Linked DNA regions of Homo sapiens: region 2 is linked to region 1. Evidence: read pairs that join two places in POLR2A ChIA-PET (ENCODE). Cell type or tissue: PC-3. All regions are shown on one strand. Links, peaks and the distances in the headings refer to the core of each region. The heading gives the core; the rest is flanking DNA. Region 1 overlaps DCK (deoxycytidine kinase). Region 2 overlaps RUFY3 (RUN and FYVE domain containing 3).

What was found. Peaks named below come from ENCODE experiments on the same cell type or tissue, not always from the same donor. Only the 100,000 strongest peaks of a DNase experiment are listed, where the experiment ranks them.
Region 2: POLR2A ChIA-PET joins it to region 1 with 6 read pairs; 2 of 35 experiments call an interaction of 5 or more read pairs at or near these places.

Annotation. Positions count from the first base shown.
Region 1 is chr4:71,015,186-71,030,750 of GRCh38, forward strand. DCK (deoxycytidine kinase) reads left to right here. Exons shown (of 7, transcript NM_000788.3): 3 at 7,182-7,375; 4 at 8,374-8,521; 5 at 10,631-10,746; 6 at 11,480-11,570; 7 at 14,167-15,565. The coding sequence ends at 14,193. Among named protein-coding and RNA genes, the nearest start is that of DCK, 29 kb to the left of the region's middle. RefSeq lists a silencer at 2,998-3,194 and an enhancer at 13,593-14,093. In PC-3, for the core only: no CTCF peak of the experiment used is centred there; a DNase peak (open chromatin) is centred at 11,106.
Region 2 is chr4:70,780,356-70,795,920 of GRCh38, forward strand. It overlaps RUFY3 (RUN and FYVE domain containing 3), which reads left to right. Exons shown (of 18, transcript NM_001037442.4): 9 at 2,736-2,828; 10 at 4,441-4,524; 11 at 8,451-8,618; 12 at 9,140-9,237; 13 at 13,430-13,549; 14 at 14,440-14,539. Among named protein-coding and RNA genes, the nearest start is that of GRSF1, 52 kb to the right of the region's middle. In PC-3, for the core only: no CTCF peak of the experiment used is centred there; no DNase peak of the experiment used is centred there.

The sequences.
Region 1 (15,565 bases), core at 7,566-15,565:
AAATGGATAAATTCCTGGACACATACACTGTCACAAGACTAAACCAGGAAGAAGTTGAATCCCTGATTAAACCCATAACAAGCTCTGGAATTGAGGCAATAGTTAAGAGCCTGCCATCCAAAAAAAGTCCAGGACCAGATGGATTCACAGCCGAATTCTACCAGCAGTACAAGGAGGAGCTGGTACCATTCCTTCTGAAACTATTCCAATCAATAGAAAAAGAGGGAATCCTCCCTAACTCATTTTATGAGGCCAGTATCATTCTGATACCAAAGCCTGGCAGAGACACAACAAAAAAAGAGAATTTTAGACCAATATCCCTGATGAACATCGATGCAAAAATCCTCAGTAGAATACTGGCAAACTGAATCCAGCAGCACATCAAAAAGCTTATCCACCATGATCAATTGTGCTTCATCCCTGGGATGCAAGGCTGGTTCAGCATACGCAAATCAATAAACATAATCCAGCATATAAACAGAACCAAAGACAAAAACCACATGATTATCTCAATAGATGCAGAAAAGGCCTTTGACAAAACTCAACAACCCTTATGCTAAAAACTCTCAATAAATTAGGTATTGGTGGGATGTATCTCAAAATAATAGGAGCTATTTATGACAAACCCACAGCCAATATCACACTGAATGGGCAAAAACTGGAAACATTCCCTTTGAAAACTGGCACAAGACACGGATGCCCTCTCTCACCACTCCTATTCAACATAGTGTTGGAAGTTCTGGCCAGGGTAATCAGGTAGTAGAAGGAAATAAAGGGTATTCAATTAGGAAAAGAGGAAGTCAAATTGTCCCTGTTTGCAGATGACATGATTGTATATTTAGAAAACCCCATCGTCTCAGCCCAAAATCTCCTTAAGCTGATAAGCAACTTCAGCAAAGTTTCAGGATACAAAGTCAATGTGCAAAAATCACAAGCATTCTTATACACCAATAACAGACAAACAGAGAGCCAAATCATGAGTGAACTCCCATTCACAGTTGCTTCAAAGAGAATAAAATACCTAGGAATCCAACTTACAAGGGATGTGAAGGACCTCTTCAAGGAGAACTACAAACCACTGCTCAATGAAACAAAAGAGGACACAAACAAATGGAAGAACATTTCATGCTCGTGGATAGGAAGAATCAATATCGTGAAAATGGCCATACTGCCCAAGGTAATTTATAGATTCAATGCCATCCCCATCAAGCTACCAATGACTTTCTTCACAGAATTGGAAAAAACTACTTTAAAGTTCATAAGGAACCAAAAAAGAGCCCGCATTGCCAGGTAAATCCTAAGCCAAAAGAACAAAGCTGGAGGCATCACGCTACCTGACTTCAAACTATACTACAAGGCTACAGTAACCAAAACAGCATGGTACTGGTACCAAAACAGAGATATAGACCAATGGAACAGACCAGAGCCCTCAGAAATAATACCACACATCTACAACCATCTGATCTTTGACAAACCTGAGAAAAACAAGAAATGGGGAAAGGATTCCCTATTTAATAAACGGTGCTGGAAAAATGGCTAGCCATATGTAGAAAGCTGAAACTGGATCCCTTCCTTACACCTTATACAAAAATTAATTCAAGATGGATTAAAGACTTAAATGTTAGACCTAAAACCATAAAAACCCTAGAAGAAAACCTAGGCAATACTATTTGGGACATAGGCATGGGCAAGGACTTCATGTCTAAAACACCAAAAGCAATGGCAACAAAAGCCAACATTGACAAATGGGATCTAATTAAACTCAAGAGCTTCTGCACAGCAAAAGAAACTACCATCAGAGTGAACAGGCAACCTACAGAATGGGAGAAAATTTTTGCAATCTACTCATCTGACAAAGGGCTAATATCTAGAATCTACAATGAACTCAAACAAATTTACAAGAAAAAAACAACCCCATCAAAAAGTGGGCAAAGGATATGAACAGACACTTTTCAAAAGAAGACATTTATGCAGCCAACAGACACATGAAAAAATGCTCATCATCACTGGCCATCAGAGAAATGCAAATCAAAACCACAATGAGATACCCTCTCACACCAGTTAGAATGGTGATCATTAAAAAGTCAGGAGACAACAGGTGCTGCAGAGGATGTGGAGAAATGGGAACACTTTTCCACTGTTGGTGGGACTGTAAACTAGTTCAACCATGTGTAAGACAGTGTGGTGATTCCTCAAGGATCTAGAACTAGAAATACCATTTGACCCAGCCATCCCATTAGTGGGTATATACCCAAAGGATTATAAATCATGCTGCTATACAGACACATGCACACATATGTTTATTGCGGCACTGTTCACAATAGCAAAGACTTGGAACCAACCCAGATGTCCATCAGTAATAGACTGGATTAAGAAAATGTGGCACATATACACCATGGAATACTATGCAGCCATAAAAAAGGATGAGTTAATGTCCTTTGTAGGGACATAGATGAAGCTGGAAACCATCATTCTCAGCAAACTGTCGCAGGGAAAAAAAACAAAACACTGCATGTTCTCACTCATAGGTGGGAATTGAACAATGAGAACTCTTGGACACAGGAATGTGAACATCACACACTGGGGCCTGTTGTGGGGTGGGGGGAGGGGGGAGGGATAGCATTAGGAGAAATACCTAATGTAAATGGCGAGTTAATGGGTGCAGTACACCAACATGGCACATGTATACATATGTAACAAACCTGCACGTTGTGCACATGTACCCAAGAACTTAAAGTATAAAAAAAAAATTTATATATCAGGGCAATTAAAATCGTTGTTAAAAATTTACTGTAAATGATTTTTAACAGCAGCCTAATTTATTGTATGCATGTACTATTATTTACTTAATATAAATGCCTAATAATAGTGGAATGATAACCTATTCGCTTAGCCTTGTGATAAATACCTTTGTGGTTAAATTTGTATTCTAGATTATTTCTTTTTTTTTTTTTTTTTTGAGACGGAGTCTCGCTCTGTCTCCCAGGCTGGAGTGCAGTGGCGCCATCTCAACTTGCTGCAAGCTCCGCCTCCCAGGTTCACATCATTCTTGTGCCTCAGCCTCCCGAGTAGCTGAGACTACAGGCGCCTGCCACCATGCCCCGCTATTTTTTTTGGTATTTTTAGTAGAGACAGGGTTTCACCGTGTTAGCCAGGATGGTCTCGATCTCCTGACCTTGTGATCCACCCGCCTTGGCCTCCCAAAGTGCTAGGATCACAGGCGTGAGCCACTGCGCCCGGCCTAGATTATTTCTTTAAAGTAAATTTTCAACAGTGGAATTAATTGGGCCAAAAGGTACAGGTTTTTTTTTTCCCACAAATGTAGCTAAACTGCTTTCTATCTAACCATGTTCTACCAATTTGTATTTAATGTAGTTTCACTCTGACACATTCATATTTTTTATCTGGATAGTTTGCAGAGGGGAGAACTTGATAAAATTAACATTCAGTTTGGTAAAGATGATGCACAGTATTTTTTAGATTTTTTTTTTTTTTTTTTTTTTGAGACAAGAGTCTTGCTCTGTTACCCAGGCTGGAGTGCAGTGGCACAATCTTGGCTCACTGCAGCCTCCACCTCCCAGGCATAAGCAATTCTCCCACCTCAACCTCCGGAGTAGCTGGGATTACAGGTGCACGCCACCATACCTGGCTAATTTTTGTATTTTTTGTAGAGACAGGGTTTCGCCATGTTGCCCAGGCTGGTCTGGAACTCCTGAGCTTAAGTGATCCGCCTGCCTCGGACTCCCAAAGTGCTGGGATTACAGGCCTGAGCTGCCTCACCTGGCTGGATAAATTTTTAATATTCTTAACATTTATAATTGCATACAAAAAACCCTAGCAATTTGTCTCAAATTTCATGCATAGGATCAAAAGAAAATGTTTTATATGACTCATAAGTTATCCTGAGGAACCAGATAATGATACCCTGGCTTACTGTTAATTTTCTAATTTGTTACACTATTAAACTAAGAGACAATAACATCTTCATAGCTGAAAATTCTATTTCAGATTTTTGATTCAGTTTGAATTTACATATTTGTATTTTTAGAACTAGTTTATTATTTTTTTGTTAGGTGATGAATCAAGATTGGTTCTCTAAGTTATTTTAATATAGTAAACTTTGAAATTGCTTTGGGCAAGAGAGATTATATTTATTGAGAAATTAAAATAAAAGGAGGTATGTGGTCTTTTTTAGTTAATTTTTTTGTTGTGGCAAAAATATAAAATTTATCATCTGAACCATTTTTAAGTATACAGCTCAGTAGTATTATAAGCATATTTAGGTCATTATGAACAGATCTCCAGAACTTTAGCCTCCTGAAAAGATCCAGAGACCCCTGGAGCTTCTCCTACTATACTTTGAAGAACCTCTATCTTAGAGAATATATTACTTCATCTGGAAAAGACAGACTCACAGAGAACTCTAGAAATATAGTCTTTTAAAACATATCATCTAAAAGATTAATAATTCTTTTTATCATCTTATCCGGTCTGTGTTCATATTTCCCCATTGTCTAATAATGTTTTCGTAATTTTTTGAAATTAGGAGCCAAACCAGGTTCACACACGTTACATTTGGTGGTTGATATACCTTTTATTTTTTTTTAAATTTATTTTTCTGAGATGAAGTCTTGCTCTGTCACCCAGGCTGAAGTACAGTGCATGATCTCAGCTCACGGCAACTTCTGCCTCCCCAGTTCAAGTGATTCTCCTGTCTCAGCCTCCCGAGTAGCTAGGATTACAGGCGCGTGCCACCACGCCTGGCTAATTTTTTATATTTTTGGTAGAGACAGGGTTTCACCATGTTGGCCAAGCTGGTCTTGAACTCCTGATCTCAGGTGATCTGCCTGCCTCGGCCTCCCAAAGTGTTGGGATTACAGGCGTGAACCACTGGGCCTGCCCTTGATATGCCTTTTAAATTTTAATCTATTGATTGTCTCTTTGTTTATAATTTATTTGTTGAAGAAACAGGGTCATTTGTTCTACATAATTTTCCTCATTCTGGTTTTGGCTGAGTGTATCTCTGGTAAAATTTAACATGTTTTTCAGTTCTCTGTATTTCCAGTAAATTTATAGGTAGAGACAGGCTTGATTAGATTTACTTTCAATTCTTTTTTGGCAAGATTCCTAGTTGGTGATGTGTATTTCTTTACATCAAGAAGATGTGTTTTGTGATGTTAAAATCAAACAGTTTAGCTGTTGTCAGATTGATTCATCCGTTGTAAAATTCCCAATTAACTTTTCTCTAATGATAGCATCTATTGCTAATTGTTGCCTCATTGCAGTATATTAGTAGGTGTTGTAAAAGGTGATATTCCTTCTCCAGCCTTCTGAATTTATTGGCTGGGATTCTTCAGGAAAGAAGACCTCTTCCTCATATACCACTTTATTACCCTGAAAGTATTTATACAGGAAAGGCCAAAATAAAATGGGACTTTTTTTTTCTTTTTACCTACATATTCCCAGAATAATTAATTTGTGCCTTAGGAGCCTCAAAACATGACTAGAGTTTTGTTTGTTTGTTTAGAATTATAAACTCATGGATTTTTGCCTCCCATTCATTTTCGATGTTCAAATTATTCTTTCTTTGACCAGTGGCAGCTTATTTATGTTGGCTCCTTTGTCCTTGGCACAATCCCAGTGGTCTGTAGTAGTTTCCTAAAATATACAAGATGAAGCTCATCTTGTATATTTTCTTCCCCAGATTTAGAATCAGAATTCTAATTCCTTTCAGTGGGAAATGGTATTTAGAGATTATAATCTGGGTGATATTTTTGTATATTCCTACAATGTTGTCATTGTTTATAGGCCTTTTGATGGACAGAACTAGGAAAACTTTATAGAAAGAGAAAAATAATTCATGTGTTCCAGATGCTATTTCTTTTTTTTTTTTTTTTTTTTGAGACGGAGTCTCGCTCTGTCGCCCAGGCTGGACTGCGGACTGCAGTGGCGCAATCTCGGCTCACTGCAAGCTCCGCTTCCCGGGTTCACGCCATTCTCCTGCCTCAGCCTCCCCAGTAGCTGGGACTACAGGCGCCCGCCACCGCGCCCGGCTAATTTTTTGTATTTTTAGTAGAGACGGGGTTTCACCTTGTTAGCCAGGATGGTCTCGATCTCCTGACCTCATGATCCACCCGCCTCGGCCTCCCAAAGTGCTGGGATTACAGGCGTGAGCCACCGCGCCCGGCCTGCTATTTCTAACTCAGATAAAAGATGATAAGAGTTTTTACTTCATTTTAAAATTTACATTTGTATTTTTCCTCAACATGTAAAATGTGGTTCTAACAATAAGATTATTGAATTGCAAAATCTGGGGCAGGAACTATTGTATTATATTAGAAGATTGGAGGGTTACAAATACAAATGCCTAAAGGGGCCAGACAGCCAAATGAATATATCAGGCCTGTTATGAAAATCATCCGGGAATGGTGGGGATTAATAAGCCAGAGAGCATATATCCCATCTAAAGGAGGCATCTGTGACTTGATTCTAGCTGATTTTTGCCAAGAGGGAATATGGGCATGGTACTGCTTGGTTTTTTCATTTTTAAAAAGAAGACGTAATCCCTGCACTTTGGGAGGCCAAGGCAGGCAGATCATGAGGTCAGGAGATGGAGACCATCCTGGCTAACACGGTGAAACCCCGTCTCTACTAAAAATGTAAAAAATTAGTTGGGCATGGTGGCACGCGCCTGTAGTCCCAGCTACTTGGGAGGCTGAGGCGGGAGAATTGCTTGAACCTGGTAGGTGGAGGTTGCAGTGAGCTGAAATCGTGCCACTGCACTCCAGCTGGGGCAACAGAGCAAGACTCCATCTCAAAAAAGAAAAAAAAGAAGATGTAAATCCAAATATTTTATGTGAAATTATTTAGCTTTTAAATATTGACAATACTATTGACAAACTAAGTCAAAGTTTTAAAAAGGACTTTTGGACCAAACAATGATTTCTTCCATAGGTTATTAGTTTGTAACCTCTTGTGAGAAAGATCTAAGGATTTTCCAGACCTCAGACAATCTGAAAAATATATTGGGAAAGAGTATGAGAAAGGGAACTTAATCATCTTGGTTTTGCTGATCATGATTACATTTATTTATCTGACTTTTATTTTTTAGCCTTAAAAATTAAAATAGCCCTATTGACCATTAATTTTGCTTTTTATTTCTTTTTGCACATTCAAAATAGGAACTTACAATGTCTCAGAAAAATGGTGGGAATGTTCTTCAGATGATGTATGAGAAACCTGAACGATGGTCTTTTACCTTCCAAACATATGCCTGTCTCAGTCGAATAAGAGCTCAGCTTGCCTCTCTGAATGGCAAGCTCAAAGATGCAGAGAAACCTGTATTATTTTTTGAACGATCTGTGTATAGTGACAGGTATGTATAAATGGCTTGTACGTGGCCATTTGAAGTTTTTATCTTAGAACTGGACTTTTTTTTTTTTTTTAATGTTTCCTGGGAATTAGTAATAATGAATGGCTGAGCTGGGGATTTAAGATGGAAAATGACATTTAAATCCCTCAGCAGTCTGGTACTAATGGCATTAGGGAAGTTATTGCATTTATAATCCTCAGCTTCCATAGAAACTGTTGGGAATATGGTGGTGCCCATTTCATTTAAATTTGCAGAGAAGTTGTTTTTCCCTCTAACCCTTTTAAAATTCTCATCTGCTCTGGTTAAATCTGGATCTATATCCTAGACTCTTACCTGGATCAAGAAGATAAAAGTCTCTAAGGGGCCTTAGAATTGCCCTACTTATGCTAGGATTCTTTTGACCTCCAAAGTTAGCTCAGAACAGAGGTTCTCAAACATTTGATCTCAGGGCCCTTTTCAATTCTTAATAACTATCGAGGTGTCCAAAGAGCATGTCCTATTGATACTTAACATTACTAGAAATTAAGATGCACAAAAATGATTTAAAATTAGCAATAATAAATTCATTACATATTAATATAAATACATTTGACAAAAAGTTATATTTTCTAAAATAAAAAGTAGCTAGAAGAATATCATTGCTTTACATTTTTGCAGATATCTTTAATGCCTCACTTATTAAAAGACAGCTGGATTTTTATTTATGCTTCTGTATTTAATCTGTTATGGTATGTTTGTTTGTTTGAAGTATATTGGTATATGAAGTAATCTGGCCTCTCACAGAACCCCTTAGAAGATCTTGGGGACTTAATGGGGTCCTCACTCCGTATTTTGAGAACCATTGGCCAAAAACATGATGGAAAGACTCTTGTCTTTTTCTGCTTTCCACGGCACTATGTGCCACTGGATTTAGGAGAATGTTTCATGTTCCTGTTCTCTTTTTTATTTCTTTGTTGTTTTTTTTTGAAATGATACATGTGTTGATGAAGACTCTCTTTTAGGTATATTTTTGCATCTAATTTGTATGAATCTGAATGCATGAATGAGACAGAGTGGACAATTTATCAAGACTGGCATGACTGGATGAATAACCAATTTGGCCAAAGCCTTGAATTGGATGGAATCATTTATCTTCAAGCCACTCCAGAGGTAAAACCCAATAAAAATGTGTTTCACTGAAAATTTAAAGAAATATTTAGAACTCTTTTCAGTGGTATATAATGAGGGCAATTTAGTTTAACTCCAGCCTCCCAACCTCCCACTCCCCACCTCTAAATTAGAAACTTGTAACTGTGTAGATAGAAGCATTCTTTTTTCTCAGCAAACTGGAATCCCAGACTGGGCAAGTTGCTGTTTTAGGCTCTTTGTGCTTCCTCAATTCTTTTTTATTTTACTCATTATTTCTTTCTAACATTTGCAGACTCTTCTCATTCATCACAGTTAAAGTAATGAATGTGGTCAAGCAACTCCTAGAATATAGGCTTCATGAGGTGGGACCTTGGGCATTTTGATTACTATTGAATTTCCATTGCCTAGAACACCCAGTGCTGGGCACTGTTGGAGCATATAGTAGGAGCTCAGTAAATATTTACTGAATGAATGGCAATGTTGATGGAGGTCCATATCAAGAAATATTTTATTATGGTTGTTTGTGCCTTGGAATGAGTGGATAATGGCAGCTATCGTTGGGAAAAGACTTAGAGGACCCTTGCCATTTTCCATTAAGGGAGCTCACTTGAAAAGGTGCTTTTTGTGATAGGTTGTAACATAGCTATTCTAGTTACATATGATGTTATATAATGAATACAGGATGACCAAATAGATGCCTTTCATAAAACTAACCTAAATATTAAGATCTTACATTTAATCAGAAGCTTTCTGGTTTTGGTGCGTGCATTTCTATTGTTTCTGTTTTTTAATTCTCATTTTTTCCTTAAGTCACAGGGTAGGCACTGATGAATGTAAATGTTATGACTTCTGGCCTAAAATTAGAATACTGTGTTGCTGTCGAAGCTGGGTTTTCAAAGAAATTAGGTTTCCTATTCCAACGGATGATTTTGTTCTTCATTAAGTAAAGATTTTGTTCTTCATTAAGCAAGGATTTAGCAATTTTTTAGCAATTTCAAAAGTGAATTTTGAAATTCACTTTTATTTTTGAATTTTTTTGTTTTTAATTACAAAAATAGTAAATAAAAATGTGAAAAAGAACATAAGGAATATGAATAATTTCATTTTGCTTGAAACATTTATAGTCACTATTAAGCTAGAATTTAGCAAATATAATAATTTTGAAATTCACTTTTATTTTTGAAAAGGTTTCTTAAAGTTATGAAAATAGTACAAACACCAAAAACATAAATAATACTAATAATTTCATTTTGATACTGATAATTTCATCAGTATTGTTTCTGATATCTTTGGATGAAAGGATTGTTTAATTATTGAAAAGAGAATTTAGAGTAGAGTTTGAAACACAGTTTGTATGCTGCCATGGTCTTATGCATGTCATTTAGGTTGGAGGCTTTTATTTCTTGGAATGCATGAAGAGTTTCTCATGGTATATGAGCCCCCACAAATTATACGAAATTTTTTATGTATGTGTGCTTTTGGGGGACCGTTATCTAGAGCTGCACTGTCCAATGTGGCTATTTAAATTTAGGGTTATTAAAATTAAATAAAATTTAGATATTTAGTTCCTTGGTCACCACACTAGCCATATTTCAAGTGCTTAAAAACCACAGGTGGCTGGTGGCTACCTTATTTGATAATGCAGATATAGGACAGGCATAAAACATTCCAAAGTTGTTTTGGTTGTGCTGATATAGAGTTTTCATCACATTAAGAACCACTGTCTTTAGTGGTTTTATGTGAACTGAACATAGATATTTTGTAATCAAGGTTGGTTAACAGCAAAGTAAGATTATGTTTATAGATTGGCATACCTTTTAGCTGTTGTCTCTGAACATTTTAAGTAGATGTTTAATTTTTTTCTCCTTTTTATCAAACTTAGTATATTTCATGTGTGGATGGATACCAAAAATTTATAGGCTTATTTTTGAAAGTACTGCTTGGCTTAGAGCCACCAAGTGGCTGAAAAGCTCATGGAGGGAAAAATGAATTATTTCAGCTTTTAAGAAGTAATAAGTAGAGATTTTGGCTAGCGTGAGTAGAGAGACACAGAAAAGAAAATTTTGATGGCAGCAGACAAGAATAATTGTTCCCTGCCTTTTTCTTCCATCTCTTATTACTTGCTTTTAGACATGCTTACATAGAATATATTTACGGGGAAGAAATGAAGAGCAAGGCATTCCTCTTGAATATTTAGAGAAGCTTCATTATAAACATGAAAGCTGGCTCCTGCATAGGACACTGAAGTAAGACTTATTTTTATTTACTATTCATTTTAAATACCTTTGTTACCTTTGTTAAATTTTAATCTAAAATTTGGAAGATATGACTAGCAATATGTAAAATTTCCAGTCGTTTTGCTTATTGGTATCTTCCAGAACTAGGTATAGATTTTCATTCTCTTGATTGCAATGAGATCCTATTTACTTAAAGTTTTTATAACTAGTATCCCTTGGTGGTATTGATAGCGTAATATGTGAAATTTCACTTTAAGTGATAAAGTAGGAATATATCTGAACATTATTTAGGTACTCTTTCAGAAAGAATTTTGACTTGGGAGATTGTATAGCGTGGTTGTTGAGAGGATAGACTTTGTTATTAGTCAGATCTTGGCTCAAGTCCAGTCTTACTGGTGTGTGACCTTGGATAGCCTCTGAGCTTCAGAATGACAATTCTGAGCTTTAGTTTTCTCATCTTTAAAAATGCAGAAATTCCTACTTTATTGACTGCTATTTGTTTTTGAAGAGAATCATATGTTACAGTACCCAGCTGTATATATTTTGTACCTAAGTTTTTGGGCTCCATATGGTAAATCTAGATGAGAAAGAAGGGGCTGCCAGATGAAGTACTGCAAAGTAACTTTAGTGTAAATGATTGACAACATTTTGATTTTCCAAGGACATACGAATGAATTTTTAATGTTTCTCTCTTTTTTTTGTTGAATTTCTGATTATTTTATTAATCTCTCTTTTTAAACAGAACCAACTTCGATTATCTTCAAGAGGTGCCTATCTTAACACTGGATGTTAATGAAGACTTTAAAGACAAATATGAAAGTCTGGTTGAAAAGGTAGATTTAGACAGACTACAAACAAATATTTGTTTTTTCTAAAAAAGTGTACTGAGTGGTGAGAAAACAATTTTCTAACAGAAAAGCTTCCATAAAGTTACATTAAGAAACAGTTAAGAGCTTTAGAAGATTTTGGACTGTTTAAGATTCCAGTCCTGACTAAATTCTAGCTTTGTGGCCTGAGCTAAAATAAAGATCCTTCGGAATCTCAGAATCTGACAGATCTTAGAAAAAAATTAAATAAATAAAAATAAAATAAGGATTTTTTTTTATCCTTTAGTGCCTCTATCTGTAGGATAGGTAAAATTATAATAACAAAAATTCTTTCTCACCCCCTTTTTCTCTGCTTTGTCCCCATTTCTTCCTCTCTTCCCTACACCACCAATCTTTAGATACTTTAATAATAAACTGCTTGTGAAATTAAATTTATCTTTTTCAACTAAATTCAATATGGAGGATATTTAAAGTTACAGGATATGGATCTCATCTATTTTTATGTTGGCCAAAGTCTTGAGATTAAGGGATTTTAGTTTTGAGTTTCATTTGGGATCATGTCAAGGATTAATTGACATTACTTAATCATTGAGTCATTGTCTTAATCACAGTTCATTTATTGCCCAAATCACTGGGAGTTGACTATATTCTGTTAAGTGAGTGGTGCCCATATTGATAAAGGGAATGGGTGAGAATTTATTGATGAATATTTGAGAGAGAATAGTAAGGGAATTGGTATAACAAATATCCCTATACCCATGTTGATAACTGAGTGATTAAGCTATAAAGAAGAAAGCACAATTTGGTTTAGTTTTGAGAAAAATTTGATTTTTCCTTTCTTTTGTGGCATAATGTCTGCTGTTTAATAGAGACTTGACATTCATAAGGGATATATCAAGGATTTTGAAAATCTTGACATTTTATGTAACTACTGTAGCGTATACATGTAGTTGTTTTTCCCATGGTATGAACTAAAGCTTATCTGGAAAATTCCAATGACCTCTTCATACTACTAATGATGTTAAAAATATAGGATAAATTCACTTACAATACTATTAAATGAAAAGTCAGCATTAAGTATTAACAGCCAACCATCAATTTAACTGACTTTGTAAATCACTTTTTAATTTTATCTAACACTTCTTTGTTTTGACTAAGAATCATTTCACATTATTATATTTACTTTTATTAATAATGCTAGCAGTTGACTTTCTTATTAAGGTATTTTTACAAGGCAATAATTTTTGTTTCTTGAGAATTATTGAGTAGCCTAGAATATGTAGAGAACAAGCATATTCTTACATTATGGTCAGTAGGCTAGGTTCATTGACTCCTTACATGATTTTCTGCACACACTGACATTGCAAAGTATGTGATTCACATATGTGCTTCAGAAACATGACAAATCTACTACATGTTTGATTTTCAAAGTTGCTTGAACTATTGTGCTTATTAATGTTATCAGTGTTAAAGCTGCATATGTCAGTGGTCTATGATATTTAAATGAAGAGATTATAAAATTGGTGTTACAGCTATTTTAGAACTATATCTATCTTAGATTGATAGATGCAGTGGCTCACACCTGTAATCCCAGCACTTTGGGAGGCTGAGGTGGGAAGACTGCTTGAGCCCAGGAGTTCCTGACCAGCTTGGGCAACATAGTGAGACCTCATCTCTATAAAAAACAAACAAAAACTAGCCAGACATGATGGTGTGCACCTAGCCAGGAGTTCAAGGCTGCAGTGAGCTTTGATTGCACCACTGTACTCAGCCTGGGTGACAGAGCAATAAATAACTCCTAAAATGACCTTTTAGGTCATTCATCTTTTACTACTGAAGTATTTAACAATATTTCTTTTTTTTCTCGAGACAGTCTTGCTCCGTCGCCCAGGCTGGAGTGCAATGGCACAATCTTGGCTCACTGCCATCTCCACCTCCCAGGTTCAACCAGTTCTGCCTCAGCCTCCTAAGTAGGTGGGATTACAAGTGCACGCCTCCATGCCTAGCTAATTTTTTTTTTTTTTTGAGACGGAGTTTTGCTCTTGTTGCCCAGGCTGGAGTGCGATGGCGCGATCTCAGCTCACCACAACCTCTGCCTCCCAGGTTCAAGCGATTCTTCTGCCTTGGCCTCCCTAGTAGCTGGGATTACAGGCATGTGCCACTATGCCCGGCTAATTTTGTATTTTTAGTAGAGAAGGGGTTTCTCCATGTTGGTCAGGCAGGTCTCGAACTCCTGACCGCAGGTGATCTGCCCGCCTCGGCCTCCCAAAGTGCTGGGATTATAGGCATGAGCCACTGCGCCTGGCCTATTTTTGTGTTTTTAGTAGAGATGGGGGGTTTCACCATGTTGGCCAGGCTGGTCTGAAACTCCTGACCTTAAGTGATCCACCCATCTCGGCCTCCCAAAATGCTAGAATTACAGGCATGAGCCGCTGCGCCCGGCCTTAACAATATTTCTTTGGAAAGTAAATGCAATGGCATTGTGGTAGTTACTTATACAGCTGGGGTCTTCAACTATTATATACTTTTAAATGAAGATGAATATTAGATACCTCAAATTAGTCAAGGAATTATACTGATTTTTTTTTCTTCCTTTCCTCAGGTCAAAGAGTTTTTGAGTACTTTGTGATCTTGCTGAAGACTACAGGCAGCCAAATGGTTCCAGATACTTCAGCTTTGTGTATCTTCGTAACTTCATATTAATATAAGTTTCTTTAGAAAACCCAAGTTTTTAATCGTTTTTGTTTTAAGGAAAAAAGATTTTTAAAATGAATCTTATGCAAAACTTTTTGACCAGTTTCTTTTCTTTTGTTTTTTTTTTAAAAAAGACATTTAAAGACAAAGACATTATTTCTCATAGCAGGAAATGTAGAGGTAGATGGTTCCAGTATCAGCATAGTGACTAAACTACATTATAAAAGATCCAGCTTCCTTCTGTCATTCCCCTCTTTTGTCTTCCTCAGCAGGTTGGCTTTTTTCCCTGGTGCCTCTCACTTCGTTGGTGACCAGTTTCTTAAACTGAAAGCTTTAATGTTACATAGTAAATGGTAGTGTGTCCTGTGTAAATTAGTGTACCTATTAAAAGTTGCAAAGTGGAATTAAAGGAATCCCTAGAATAAGGATTCTGAAGTTTTATTTTAAATTATTATCTTCTTAACAGTTTAGTCCCACCTCTTACTTCCTGCCTCAGTCTGCTTTCTCTACTGTCTGGATTAATTAGGCAGCCTGCTATAAAGTTAAAGTCACACATTTCTATTTTGCAAACACTGTGATTACTCTTTGCTTTGTAGTTTGCTTTGCTTTGTAGGGTTCTGCTTTTAAGTTTTTCTCTTTTTCAGACAAATTACTGATAAAAATGATATTGCTCTATATGTAATATATCCTGAAAGCATTATTTTTTGTTGAATAGGAAATAAAATTAATGAAGACAGAGGCTAGAAAGCATCCATTAATTAATGAGACACACTTAACTACTTATCTCTAAACCATCTATGTGAATATTTGTAAAAATAATGAATGGACTCATCTTAGTTCTGTATATAAATATATTTTCTTTCTAGTTTGTTTAGTTAAGGTGTGCAGTGTTTTTCCTGTGTATTAAACCTTTCCATTTTACGTTTTAGAAAATTTTATGTATTTTAAAATAAGGGGAAGAGTCATTTTCACTTTTAAACTACTATTTTTCTTTCCAAGTCATTTTTGTTTTTGGTTTCTTATTCAAAGATGATAATTTAGTGGATTAACCAGTCCAGACGCACTGATCTTTGCAAAGGAGACTTAATTTCAAATCTGTAATTACCATACATAAACTGTCTCATTATACGTATGCATTTTTTTAGTTTGTTTTTGTTTGGTATAAATTAATTTGTTAATTAAATATTTCTTAAGTATAAACCTTATGAACTACAGTGGAGCTACACTCATTGAAATGTAATTTCAGTTCTAAAAAGATGTAATAATCATTTTAGAATTAAAATTTATTCTACTTTTAAATAAATTAT
Region 2 (15,565 bases), core at 3,131-11,130, 240 kb before region 1:
TGCCATCTTGGCTCACTTTAACCTCCACCTCCCGGTTCAAGCAATTCTCCTGCCTCAGCCTCCGAGTAGCCGGGACCACAGGCATGCACCATCACAGCTGGCTAATATTTGTATTTTTATAGAAACAGAGTTTCACCAGGTTGGCCAGGCTGGTCTTGAGCTCCCGGCCTCAGGTGATCCACCCGCCTCGGCCTCCCAAAGTGCTGGGATTACAGGCATGAGCCGCCGTACCCAGCCACTTGCTAGTCTTCTAATCCTGGGCCAATTACTTAAGCTTCTATTCCTTGATTTATTTATCTATAACATGGAAATAGCAATAATAACATTTTATGAGATTGCTGTGTGAATGAAATGATTTAATACATGATTAGGGCTTAGAACAGTACCTAACACATCATAAGCACTCAATAAATATAGTTGTTAATTTTATTCCCTCAGTCATAAGACTTGTCTTCCTTAGAGTCATATTAATACTAACAATATTTATTCATTGACTTATTTATTTTACCAGTAGCACTTATTTTCTTAAAGAAAATATGCTCTAAGAGAGTAGACGAGGCTCATTAGTTCTGCCTTTTTTCATTTCCATTTTGGGTTTAAGAAAGCCAGTAAGGCCAGGCACAGTGGCTCATGCCTGTAATCCCAACACTTGGGACATCAAGGTGGGTGGATCGCTTGAGGCCAGGATTCCAAAACCAGCGTGGGCAACATAGCAAAACCCCATCTCACAAAAAAAAAAAAAAGGGCCAGTAAAAAAGATAGCAGACCTCTTTTCCCCTCCTGGGTTTTGAATCTGAATGACAAACTAAGAAGAATTAAGCAGATGAAGATATAAATATCCACTTCAGGCCTGGCACAGTGACTCACACCTGTAATCCCAGCCCTTTGGAAGCCAAGGCAGGAGGATCGTTTGAGGCCAAGAGTTCAAGATTAGGCTGGGAAACATAGTGAGACCCCATCTCTACACCAAAAAAATTAGCCGGCTGTTGTGGTGCACACCTGTAGTCCCAGCTACTCGGCATGCTGAGGAGGGAGGATTGCTTGAGCCTGGGAGACCAAGGCTGCAGTAGCCAAGATTGTGCCACCACACTCCAACCTGGGCAACAGAGGGAGACCCTGTCTCAAATAAATAAATAGATAAATAAATGTCTACTTCATTATTGGTAAAGCTGAATTGGAAAGCCTCCTGTGATCTGCAGCCATAATCAGGTTTCCCAATAGTTTCTCTTAAATCAAGATTTTGGAATGACCTGCCTGAGGGCATACTTGAATCTAGAGAGGAGACCTACTTGCCCAGAATTGGTTTCGTGCACATTTTTAGGCCACAGGATCTGAGAGAGAATTGGACTTCCAGGCCTGCCCCCAGAAAGCATGAGCTTCTCTGTGCTTACCATGTTAGGACAGGAACTGAGCAGAGCCTGCACCCACTGCTAATGAGGAGATAATAATTGAGGAGACTAGCCTGGCTGAGAGGAGCCTGCTTGGTTATTCCTCTCGGCCTCATACAGGCACCTTCACATTCTCCGGGAGTTTAGTAGATGCAGAGAAGAAAAAAGTGTTTCCACCTTACTTTTTCCTTCTAAGAAAGAGATATAAATGTTTCCCTGTAGCAGTTGACTGCTAATAACGTTACCTGATCTTTTTAGGTGTTGAAATGAAAAATCTCCTCAATGCTTAATGGGATCTTTTAGCATGAGAACTTTGGAGTTCATGTCTTTAATCTTTTAAGAAATCATCTATAAAAGATCTTATAGAGCGTTTGTCACATGGGTTCCATGGTGTGACAGGACCCCTTTATTAAACATTTTAGAAATAGACATTATTAATAAATAATTTTTTTCTTACTAAATATGTGTACATCTATAAGAACACCCTTGAGATAATCTTAAGTTAAAACTTTTCATATAAAAGTAGCAGTAAGGTGATATTTTATTTCTTTTTTTTTTTTTTTTGAGACCGAGTTTCACTCTCACCAGGCTGGAGTGCAGTGGCGCGATCTTGATCTCGGGTCACTGCAACCTCTGGTTCAAGCTATTCTCCTGCCTCAGCCTCCCGAGTAGCTGGGATTACAGGCACACACCACTACGCCCAGCTAATTTTTGTATTTTTAGTAGAGATGGGGTTTCACCATGTTGGCCAGGATGGTCTCGATCTCCTGACCTCGTGATCCGCTCGCATCAGCCTCCTAAAGTGCTGGGATTACAGGCATGAGCCACTGCACCTGGCCAAGGAGATATTTTTTATTTTTATTTAGACTGCTCTAAAAATATTTCTTGGTCGGGCGCAGTGGCTCATGCCTATAATCCCAGCACTTTGGGAGGCCGAGGTGGGCAGATCTCTTGAAGGCAGAAGTTCAACACCAGCCTGGCCAACATGGTGAAACCTTGTCTCTACTAAAAATACAAAAATTAGTTGGGCGTGGTGGTGCATGCCTATAGTCCCAGCTACTTGGGAGGCTAAGGCATGAGAATCACTTGAACCAGGAGGCAGAGGTTACAGTGACCCGAGATTATGCCACTGCACTCCAGGCTGGGCAATAGAGTGAGGCCCTGTCTCAGAAAAATAAAGAAAAATATTTCTCTTGAGTTCTTATAAGAACATTTTTATTGGGTTATAGCTTCCTTGCTTTCTAAGAATATCCAAGCCTGAGAATTACATCCTAGCAGATCGTGAATTATCTTATACTATGTTAATTTTAAAAAGATAAAAGATTATTTTTAAAATTTTATCCACAGCTTGCAGTTGCAAACAACAGGATCATTACCTTACAAGAAGAAATGGAACGAGTTAAAGAGGAAAGTTCCTACATACTGGAATCCAATCGGAAGGTTAATCTTACTGGATTTATAAAATATTCACTGAGAGCATATCAACTTGTTAGTGGTAAAGGGGAGTCTCTAAAGGACTATTTTAAGCAGCTGGCCTGTATCAAGCACACTTTTTATTTAGACTCCATGCATAATTGTGTGATGAAGGTTGTGGGAGGGTTATGCGCCTTTTTCTACAAGATGCTTCGTGGCTTCACAGCCACCTACATCTGTTTAGAGACTTCAAGAAACAGTCTAATTCAGTTTCTTGTTTTTATGTACTAATGGTTCAAACAGTATTTAATAATTTGTTATGTTAAACATACTATTACTTTTATAGCATGTTACTGTTTTGTAAGAAGTGACACCTTATTTATATATCACTGGGAAAGAGCTACCATATAAATGTATTTTCTACATAACTTAATTCCTTAAAGTATCAAACTTTTTATACATGTCTAATTAGAATTTTGTAAACCTTTATGTTTTGTACAATTCCAAGCCTTCTTAATTAAGGACATAATTTAATACATTTAGCCCTTTACGATGACTGAGGATCATTAATTACCAACATTGACAATTCCCTACTAAATTATAATAGTGCCACTTTAGGAGGCTATTGAAATTGATAGAGCTTCTGACACCTACACTTAAATATTCCCCGATTTCTGTGGATGGTTTTTTTTCCTGTCTTTTACGTATTCAATAGCATCTCTTACTTTTTACTGATGCTCGGTGTTATCTTTAGGATGATCTCTACTTTCTTTTATCTTCATGCTTCTAATCTACTCTCCCTAGGAATTCAAATCCATAGTTATTAAAATTGTTCTTAAAGAGTTACTAGGCTCTGCGAGGGGACAAAAGCAGTTTTCCATGAGTAAAGTGATTGACTTTAATAATGCATGGACTTCATGACTGCTCAGAATAATTTTTTTATGACCTGCTTGTTTTTATCTGTGATCTTGCTGGATAGTTGAAGATAACCAGTTGCGAATTCTCTGGAGATTGAATGTATTAACATTTAAACCTATAGCCCCTGGGCTGGGTGCAGTGGCTCACGCCTGTAATCCCAGCACTTTGGGAGGCCAAGGAGGCAGATCACTTGAGGTCGGGAGTTCGAGACCAGCCTGGCCAACGTGGTGAAACCCCGTCTCTACTAAAAATACAAAAATTAGCCGGGCGTGGTGGCGCACGCCTATAATCCCAGCTACTCGGGAAGCTGAGACAGGAGAATCGCTTGAACCCAGGAGGTGGAGGTTGCAGTGAGCAGAGATTGAGCCACTGCAGTCCAGCCTGGGCGACAGAGTGAGACTCCGTCTCAAAAAAGAAAAAAAAAAAACCTATAACCCAACTCATATTTTGAAATGAATGCTATGTTATTTTTAGAGGCTGATTTTTAAAACTTCTACCATCTGGTTTGGAAACCTATTTTAGGATTTTAAATAAAGTGTCAGGAAGCCCCCAATTCAGCTTAACCTTTAAAAATGTACTAGACTTCAATTTCTTTGTTGTGTTTGTTCATTATTATACCTGCTTCAGTATGATCTTTTTTTCTTGCTAAGTAGCAGTGTTAGTGTCTAATTCTGTATAGATTAAATCCTTAAATATGTACAATGTTATTTATCTTTTCAAGGGTCCCAAGCAAGACAGAACTGCAGAAGGGCAAGCACTAAGTGAAGCAAGAAAGCATTTAAAAGAAGAGACACAATTACGATTGGTAAACTATGCTTAATTTCTAATAGTTCAGGAATATATTAAAAGGTAACTGCCCACTTAGAGGTTTTATCATACAGACCAAGATTAGGAATATCAGTAGTGTTCTGAAAAATTCTAGATCCTATAAAATGGTTCATCTCTTTTTAACCCACATTCCTTATCATACTTTCTCAATCTTTTTCTGAGTATTCTCAACAAGATTTTGTTAATCTTTATTTTTTTGCTTTTATAGTTTGTATTACAAGAATATTAAGTATACAGAACCTACTTTTTTAAACTATGCCGTCTCACTCCTACCTAAGTCCTCATCCCTGCAAAGATTCTTGGAGGTGGTGGCTCCTCTTTTCTTTACAAAGAATCATTAATGTAGGATTACTCTATTTTATTTTTAGCTGTTATTTCTGATTTATTATTGGTCTTAGATATAAATGGAAAATTTATCATCCAGTATTAGTCTTAAGATTTTTTTAGAAATTAAAAAAAATACATATCAATATATAGATAGAGAGTATATCATCTCACTCTAATCAGAATGGCAACTATCAAAAAATTGAAGGATAAGTGTTGACAAGGATGTAGAGAAAGAGAACCTTTACACACTGCTGGTGAAAATATAAATTAGTATAGCCACTATGGAAAACATAGTTGTCTTAAAAAATTAAAAATCGGGCCAGGCACAGTGGCTCACACCTGTAATCCCAGCACTTTGGGAGGCTGAGGCGGATGGATCACGTAAGGTCGGGAGTTCGAGACCAGCATGACCAGCATGGTGAAACCCCATCTCTACTAAAAATACAAAAAAAAAAAAATCAGCCGGGCATGGTGGCATGCACCTGTAATCCCAGCTACTTGGGAGGCTGACCAGGAGAATTGCTTGAACCTGGGAAGCGGAGGCTGCAGTGAGCCAAGATTGTATCACTGCACTCCATCCTAGGCAACAGAGCCAGACTCCGTCTCAAAAAATAAAAAATAAATTAATTAAAAATCAGTCTAGCAAAAGATCCAGCAATCCCACTACTGGGGATATATCCAAAGGAAATGAAATCAGTATGTCAGAGAGAATCTGTACTCCTATGTTTATTGCAGCACTATTCACAGTAGCCAAGATAGGGAATCAACCTAAGTGTTCATCAACACTTGAATGGATAAAGAAAGCATGGTATATATACACAATGGGATGCTATTCAGCGATAAAAAGGAATGAAATCCTGTCATTTGTGGCAACATGGGTGAACCTGGAGGACATTATGTGAAGTGTAGTAAGCCAAACACAGAAAGAGAAATGCCATATGATAACACTCATACGTGGAATCTAAAACGTTGTTCTCATAAAAGTAGAGAGTAAGGTGGGGTTACCAGAGGGAGAGGAGGCAGGGGATAGTAAGAGATTGGTCAACAGGTACAAAGCTATAGTTAGATAGGAGGAATAAGTTCTGGTCCTCTGTTGCATAGTGTGGGGTGACTAGAGTTAACAATAATACACATTTTAATATAGTTAGAAGAAAGGTTTTTTTTTTTCTTTTTTTTTATTGATGCATAATAGATATACATAGCTCTGGGGTTCATATGATAATTTAATATACTCATGTAGTAAAGACCAAATCAGTGTTCTTGGTATACCCATCACCTTAAATATTTGTCTTTTCTTTATGCTGGAAAAAAAAGAGGCTTTTGAATGTTCTCATCACAAATGATAAATGTTTAAGATGATAGATACATTCATTTCTCTGATTTGGTCATTACACAATTTTTATATTATCAAAACATCATGTTCTATACCATAAATTACTATGTGTCAGTCATACTTTTTTTAAAAAGAATTTATAATAAGGGATACTATTCCTGTACTAGATTTTATCCAGGTGCTAGTGTTATTATATTAATAACCCCTGGTATTCACATACTAACTCTTCCTGGAGTTTAGATAGTATAACAAACACAAGGACCTCCCCAGAATGTCTTTAAGAATAAGGAGGAGCCTGAAAATAAGGGGTGACTTAACTTGTACTAAAAAATTATTACAGGCCAAGCGCCATGGCTCACACCTGTAATTCCAGCACTTTGGGAGGATCGCTTGAGCTTAGGAGTTTGAGCCCAGCCTGGGCAACATAGGGACACCCTATCTCTACAAAAATTACAAAATTAACCATGCTTGATAGTACATGCCTGTATTCCCAGCTACTTGGGAAGCTGAGGAGGGAGATCACCTGAGCCCAAGGAGGTTAAGGCTGCAGTGAGCCAAGATCACACTGCACTCCAGCCTGGGTGACAAAGTGAGACCCTGTCTCAGAAAAAAAAAAAAAAAAAAAATATATATATATATATATATATATATAAAAACAAATTGACAGTATATAACATAATTTTAGATTTATTTATTTGTTTTTTTTTTTTTTTGAGATGGAGTCTTGCTCTGCCACCCAGGCTGAAGTGCAGTGGTGTAGTCTCAGCTCACTGCAACCTCCGCCTCCCAGGTTCAAGAGATTCTCCTGCCTCAGCCTCCTGAATGGCTGGAATTACAGGCGCCTGCCACCACACCCAGCTAATTTTTGTATTTTAGTAGAGATGGGGTTTCACCATGTTGGCCAGGCTGGTCTCAAACTCCTGACCTTGTAATTGTGATCCGCCTGCCTCAGACTCCCAAAGTGCTGGGATTACAGGTGTGAGCCATCACACCCGGCCAGAATTTCAGATTTTTTGAAAACAAAGCGATATTATTTTGACATCCTTAAAATAGTTAGCATTTGCCTTCTATGTATTTGTGAATGAGATCTCAAAATATAATACTTTTCATAAGAAAGGTCGCAGAAATAATATATGTCAGCATTTTAAGAAGGGGTATGATTCGTTTTCTATAATGCTAATCAAGTAAAATGAGAATCTCAGTGAAGTGGCACATAATAAAAATCTTAAAATTTTTCATATCCTTTTATCACAGTAAGACAAATGTTTGTTAAGAAGGAAAGAAACTAAGAAAGTATTTGAGGTCCTAGGTGAGCCCAAGGCACAAGGCAGATGCAGAAGATCCTCAGGTCTTTGTATCTTCGATCACCCACATAATGTTGCAGTAATAATGGTTGAAACAAAAAGAGGTTTCATGTTAAGTGAACTAAAAATTCTGTTAGCGGCCGAGTGTGGTGGCTCACACCTGTAATCCCAGCACTTTGGGAGGCTGAGGCGGGCAGATCACGAGGTCAGGAATTCACACCAGCCTGGTCAACATGGTGAAACCCCGTCTCTACTAAACATACAAAAAATTAGCCAGGCATGGTGGCATGCACCCGTAGTCCCAGCTACTCAGGAGGCTGAGGCAGGAGAATCGCTTGAACCCGGGAGGTGGAGGTTGCAGTGAGCCAAGACTGAGCCCCTGCACTCCAGCCTGAGCGACAGAGCGAGACTCTGTCTCAAAAAAAAAAAAAAAATCTGTTCGCCTCGTAACCATACTAGTCATCATCCTCAGTAATTGCGATGTTACCCCAGGGACCCAGATGGTCCTCTGGGTTCCCTGGGCTCTTGAATATATCAACAACATTCACATTTAGGAGGACTGCAACTGCTTCATTTTGTGCTGACTGCTGTAACCCTGTAGGTATATTTCTATAATAAGATATGACCATCAGTTGTCGTAATATCTACTGAAGTGTCTCAAATATGTATATATTTTAGATGTATTAAATAACACTATCTTTGGCTTAGCAGGTTTTTCAGATTTGTACATTATTGGGCAAATGTTATTGTATATCCTAATTATTATTGTTAATTATTAATTAATTATTGTTAATGTCTCTGAAAATGAATGGTAGCTTAAGCTATTTTGCCAGAATATTCAGACCTGAGAGTTTTGGTGTACTTTTTCCTGTGAAATATTATGGTTTGTACTTAGTTGAAGGAACAGAGTGTAAGCAATTTACTTACCTTTGGGGGCAGGATGTTGAGAAAGAACTGGAGATGCAGATCAGCATGAGGCAGGAGATGGAATTGGCTATGAAGATGCTGGAGAAGGATGTCTGTGAGAAGCAGGATGCCCTGGTATCTCTTCGGCAGCAGCTGGATGACCTCAGAGCTCTCAAGCATGAACTTGCCTTTAAGCTGCAGGTAGGGGAAATATGAGGAATAGACTCACTGGCTCTCTAAAATCCTGGGGCTTCCCTCCTCCCATCTGATCCTCCAGAATCACACTTTAATTACAAGAGGAAAGAATCACATCTCATTTTGATGCTAGCTGCCAGTAAACTACTTTCAGAATCAGACAACCATGGGATCCTGTATTGCTGTTCTAGAAAACCATGGCCACTTTTCACATTATAGTAGAGGATGAGGGTCTTTTTTATCCTATAGGGTAATTTCTACTCTGCAGTCTACCGTGCCAGCTAAGTTATATATTCTATTAGCTTTTACACTGGAATGTGATACATTGATGAACTATTACTGTGATCACACTGCATATAACAATACTAACTTTAGATAAATTGCTTTTTTTTCCATTTCAGGATTAACTGATATTGAAATATATGAACATTTCTGTTTTCCCACTTACCATTAGATTCAAAAGGCATGTGTGGTTGTATTTTAGGATTTATGTTATACAGGTTGTTTATCGTTATTTTCCATAACAGAGTTCAGACTTAGGAGTAAAACAGAAAAGTGAACTAAACAGTCGCTTGGAAGAGAAGACTAATCAGATGGCTGCTACCATTAAACAACTTGAACAAAGGTAAAAGTCCTGTTTCTTTAATGAAACACTTTGGATTGTCAGTGCTGAAGTGAAAAGAATGTGCTGTACATTCGGCAAATAGAAAATACATGAAATTCTTCCAAATTAGCATCAGACATTCTGGTAGAAAAAAGCCAGTTGAATGTTATGTGTGTTTTCTAAGGTATGACTGAAATGTTTTTAGGAAATGTCAATCACTTGACTAGCCTTTAAAAAAAAAAAAGAAAGGTCAGCCTTTTATGACTGTTTTGAACATCAGAACTCTTAATCCATGTCAGAGTCATGTGTTAGAGGAAGGATACTTAAAAGCATGGAAGGACTCTTAAATGTATGTATGTAATTCTGTGATTTTATTGTTCATCACTGAAGTCTTTGAATACTTGGATGCTAGGGGATATAGAGGCACTGAGAGATAGGTGTCCTCCAAGGATCTATTCTGGATCTTTCTCTCCCTTCTTTAACCCTTTTCTCTTATCTCCCTTTTCTTTCTCCTGGGTAGTTCTGTAGCTTCCACTGTCACCTCCAGTGTGTTTTCCCAGCTCTTACCTTCATCTGGAGACCAGTCTTGAGTTTTCATCCTTTGGGCAGCTATCTTCCACCAGTATCTACAATTCAGTCTGCCCAAAGCACATCTTCTTCCTATGCTACTCTCTTTCTGTGCTTATGTGAAACCACCATTTTCTCTCTGGCAACTTAGCAGCCAAGAGAAATGGCTGAGTCTTCAAGGATGAATGTGACGTGGTACCCAAGGTCATTTGATGTTTCTACCCTTAACACCTGTTTGTCACCCTTCTTGCACTTGAGCAAAACTAAACTGCTGGTCCCTGTACTTCCCATTTTTCCCATTTATTTCTTTCCCAATAGTTCCACCAATTAGAAATGTCCTAATTCTTCCCACTCCCTTATTCGTCAGATACATTTTTAAGTTTAGGCTCAAATGCCACCTCCCCAGAGTTTCCTCTGATACCTCTTTGCAGCTAGAAATGATCTGTCTTTCTGGGAACTCCCATAGCTTCATACTCATATCTATCTATACTGCTTATGGCACTTCTCACTGTCTACTGTACCTTTTAACTCTTTATATATGTCTCCTCCGATGCGAGTGTAAGCTCCCTGAGATTAGTTAACGAATCTTTTAAGTTCCCGTATTAGATCTGTCGCAGTGCCTTGAATATACAAGCATTCATTCAGTAGATATATGAATGAATGGATTAATGGGTGATTTCTTATATTCAGATGATTCTTAACCAGTAAGGGTCCTGAACAGCAGTGCATATTAATGTTAACTCAAAACTTAATGGCAAATTTATAAATAAACCTGAAACCTCTTACATAGCCAAATACAAATGTATCAGTCTACCTAGGAAAGATGGTTAGGTACTTGCTCATAAACAGTTATATGTTTATGATTTAACAAAATGATTTTACTGTTCATAAATTGTGCTTTTGAAATGAAATGTATCAAATTTCTTTTCAATGATGTTTTGACTTGGAATTTAAAGCAAACAGAAAGAGAATAATGACTTATCTCTTTGAGTATTAAGCTGACTTATTCTCTTGCTATTTTTGTGTTTCCTGTTTATCCATTTTCTCATTCTCCTTTCACTTCATTGTCATTTTTATTTTATTTAGTGAAAAGGATTTGGTGAAACAGGCAAAGACCTTAAATAGTGCAGCAAATAAACTGATCCCAAAACATCATTAGGCATTTTTAAGTTGGTCACGTCGCAAGTCCGATATCACAACTTAATTGTAAAAGGAAGAAATCTGAAAGTTACTACATTTAAGCTCTGATTCTATATAAAATGTCACCAAAAAGTTGACTTTGAATTTGTTGGACTTTTAAAAAACCAGTTGGAAATATAGGTTGGGTTTTTTTCTTATTGTTTTCTCCCCAGGGTTAGAAAAATTGGTATAAGTTCCTAATTAAAAGCTGAATAAACTTTGAGAAATTATTTCTGAGTTGACCAATAAATAAAAATACCACTTTCTTTAAAAAAGCCTAGGGAATTGAAGCTCTGTACATATACTAATGATGCCTTTACAACCCAGTCCTTGATAATACCAGATTCTCGGTGCATTGTTCATGTCTGTATCTGCAAGCCTGTTCTGCCATTGCAGTGTGATGAACCTAGAGGTAACTACCATGTGAACTTGAACTCTTCTAAAATAGTTCTGTGTCTCTTAGACCATGACCCCTTTTCACTTTTGTTATATAGGTTTAATCCCCAAGCCAAGGATAGTACTTAGTATTTCACTACACTTCTATTCTCAGTAACCAAGATTGCTTGCAACTTTTTTTGCCTTGGTGACTTTTGAAAAAAAAAGAAAAGAAAAAGCAGCATCCTTATATTTCTTTAAAATACATAGAAATAAAGTTAGTAATTAGGTAACCTATGATAACATAATAATGTGGACGCCTGGGGAAACCCTCCTCATGTTTGTCATCTTCTACCTCTGCCGTTTTCCTGCAATTCCGCTTCCTACTTAGGCAGTTCAGAGAGAACAATTCTAATAAAAACACTCCTCTCCTATTAACAAAAAATGATGCAGTACCCATTTTTCGTATCCTGCTTTTCTTATATTGGAGTAAAAAGGACAGGGTATAGACATGAATGATGATATTCTGCCTGGCCTGTCATTTCTTACCTGGAAACATTTACTTAAGAGTTTCTGTTACTTTTTGTTCAGATGGGGATTTGCTAAAGGTTCTGGGAAGCTAATAATTGAATTATTAGAAAAACATTTCAGAATAGGAAGTAAATGATAAACTTATATTCTTTATTATTATTTAGTACAAAAATAGATTCCCAGTAGATATCCACAAGCAATATTAGCAGGGCTTCTGTTTCTAAGTGACCACAGACTAACCCTTTCTAGGCTTTAACATTGTAAATAATCCTATAAACAGTTTGATTTTTTAAGATGATTTTTGATTTGAAGAGACAGGCTTTACATAAGCCTTCATTCCTTCAAAAGGTCCTGACAAAATACTTGGGTTTTTTTCTCTTTTTTTCATTCTGGTATGCTTTGCAGCATTTCAGCTGCTTTGGTGGGGACACAGATAACCCCTTCGCTTCCAGCTCTTAAAATTCTTTATCTTTTTCTTGGCAAAACCAGAATTAAGAGTGTAAGATAGATTCCATGTGTGCTTATATAGGTCCCTGCACAGATTGGACTTGAACCAAAATTAAGTCCAAAGAACATATGTTTAGACCAACTTCATGGAAGTGGAAGATCCTGTGCTCTTGAACTTATTTTAATTCTTATAATTTGCACCTATATAAACAAAGCTCCTACTGTATTCTTCTCTTCATCAACCTTTTGTGGTGATGGGTTGCCTTTTCTACGAGCATTTGGAAGGAGTGATCAAATACCGAAATTGAACTTTCTAAAACCTACACATAGCATGCGTTTAAATTCTATTATATAAAGCCCCAAGTGCTTTACCTTCTAAAACATGCTTCTCTATAGGTGCAAAGTTATAAGATATGTAGAAGAAAACATCCATCAGAATCTTCTGGAGAATATGGTCAGAGTCTTAAACAGGCCCAGTGCTGAGTTCTTTGTCCACTTAGTCACACATCTTTTGTGGGAATGGGAAAGGAAGGAGACAGCCAAACTCTGACAAAGGCTTTTCCTTATAGAATAACCCAAAGCCTAGGTGAGGGTTGATATATAATGTCCCATGATTTAATATATGTGGTTTGGGGGAAAGGACAAGAAAAAACTATAATTCCACATATAAGAAGGTAGTTGCCCATTTACAAGTTCCAGTTATGTGTGTAAAACAGAAAAATTAAGTACCAAACCTATTAGGAAATTTTTTTAAAAAGTGGATTTAACTTAAATTACTGTGTACTTGAGGTTGGCTTTGGATATGGATTTTCTAAAAAGTGATGTTTTATTGTTTATCATCTAATGGCTGTAAACTGTAGTACTAGAATAAAAAAAATGGAAAATCAGCTTTTCCTCTGCCTGGTTCACCTTCATCTTACTTTTCTTTAGAATTTGTTTCTTCTCCATCTTTTCCCCCCCATAATTTCTTCACCTGTGTCCTGCAAAGTTTTTTTCCTCTCTCTGTCTCTCTGTGCATTCTTCCTTGGGTTATTTTATTTTGTGTTGTGAACTTGGTCTTCTTCCCCACCATGGCTTTTGTTTTTTATCACAAGTTCATGTGGCTCACATCCAGATTGCGCCAGGCTGAGCGAAGCCGCCAATCTGCTGAGTTGGACAACCGGCTCTTCAAACAGGACTTTGGAGACAAGATCAACAGTCTGCAGCTGGAAGTCGAGGAGCTCACCAGGCAGCGGTGAAGAGGGGGTAGCTTGAGCTGACAGGGTGGTCATGGGTAATTCTTAGGGTAGACAGCAAGAAAAGGGGTCTCATGACTTCCAGCCAGGTTGGCTCTGTCTTTGCAATGTCCTTTCTCTGGAATTGGAATTCAGAAAGCTTCACGTACTTCAACATTCCCCAAATCCGATCAACATGCTTTGTGATCAAAGAATTAGGAAATTAGAGCCCAAGATCCCAGATAAATAGTAATTATTAGCCAAAATAACACTAATAATAATATGTAATATTTCCTGAATTCTTACTGTGTGCCAGATACTTTAGGCACTTCACATGCAAACTCTCCTAATATCTTCATATCAACCCTATTAGTGATATTATTGCCTCCACTTTCAGATTAAAGTAGAGCTTAAGGCTGGGCGCAGTGGTTCATGCCTGTAATCCCAGCACTTTGGGAGGCCAAGGCAGGTGTATCACCTGAGGTCAGGAGTTCCAGACCAGCCTGGCCAAGATGGTGAAACCCCATCTCTACTAAAAATACAAAAATTTGCCAGACATAGTGGTGGGTGCCAGTAATCCCAGCTACTCGGGAGGCTGAGGCAGGAGAATTGCTTGAACCTAGGAAATGGAGGTTACGGTGACCTGAGATCATGCCACTGCACTCCAGCCTGGCAACAGAACAAGACTCCATCTCAAAAAAAGGTAGAGATTAGACAGGTTAAATGTGTCCAGATTCACACAGTTAAGCTTAGAAGTAGCAACATTATCATTTAAAAACCTGTCTCTCTGACAGCAAGCCCTTAACCATTCGTAATTACTGCACTTTAAGACAAGGGGTTGGCATTCTTTAGAGAATATGTCTGTATAGAATTCCAATTTTTCATCCTTTTCCTCTCCAACTTACCTCAGGAACCAGCTTGAGTTAGAACTAAAACAGGAAAAAGAAAGAAGATTACAAAACGACAGGAGCATCCCAGGAAGGGGTTCCCAGAAGTCAGAATCCAAGATGGTAATATTTGCTATTCCCTTGTTCTTTTACTTAATTTCAGTTTAAATTTTAGAGGCTACCTTGATAGTCCTGTCAGTTTTCCTTTACAGATCACATACTTAGTGGCTGTGTCCTCAAGTATGTAGATAGCAAACTAGTAATTATGTGAACAAATGAAAGCTTGATTCTGAGTCTGCCTCTAGGATACTTTCTCCAACTTGATTTCATTTGGAAAGGGGGATTTTAATAATCACAGTGACCCTATTTCCCTTTTAATAATTTTTTAAGTAAGATTATTTTGGTGTCTTAACAAAAATATATGTTTCTTGGATTTCTGCTAAATAATAATTTTAATAAAATAGTATAATAATCCCTCTCCAACCCTGAATTCCCCTTTAACAGAATTTTCCTCAATGTGGATTTGCTTCTGTATACCTTTTTCAAATCATGAGGATTTCATTTTGAGTATCCTTAAGGAACTTCTCGTGGGAATAATTAGGGAATTAGGCTTGAGGAAAGGAAGGTAATACAGAATAAAGAGCAAAAGTAGAAATTTCTACATAATAATCTTAGAAGGAGACCCCTCCAGCACCTCCAGTGATGAAGGAGCTACAATTGGGTAAGATCATCTCTGGGGCCCAGGAAATAATGAAATCAGAAAAACATAAAATAACTTTTTCTGTAAAAGACAGTGAAAAAATTGCCTTCTGTGTGTACATATTATACAAGGCGACTTCAAAAAGATCATGGGAAATGGAATTAAAAGGTAAAGATATATAAACTTTATTTCTCAACCTAAGTTCCATCAAGTTCAAGAGACTTTAGTAAGTGATGATACTAGTCATGTAGGCCATCCCTGAAGAACTGAGGGTCCTAGGAATTTAATCATATCAATACAATCTTTTTTACATTATTAACTGAAGAAAAATTGGTGCACTTTAATGATGTTTTAAGATTAGGAAACAAAAAGAAATCAGAGGCACCAAATCAGGACTGTAAAGTGGATGCCTAATGATTTCCCATCATAACTCTCACAGAATTGCCATT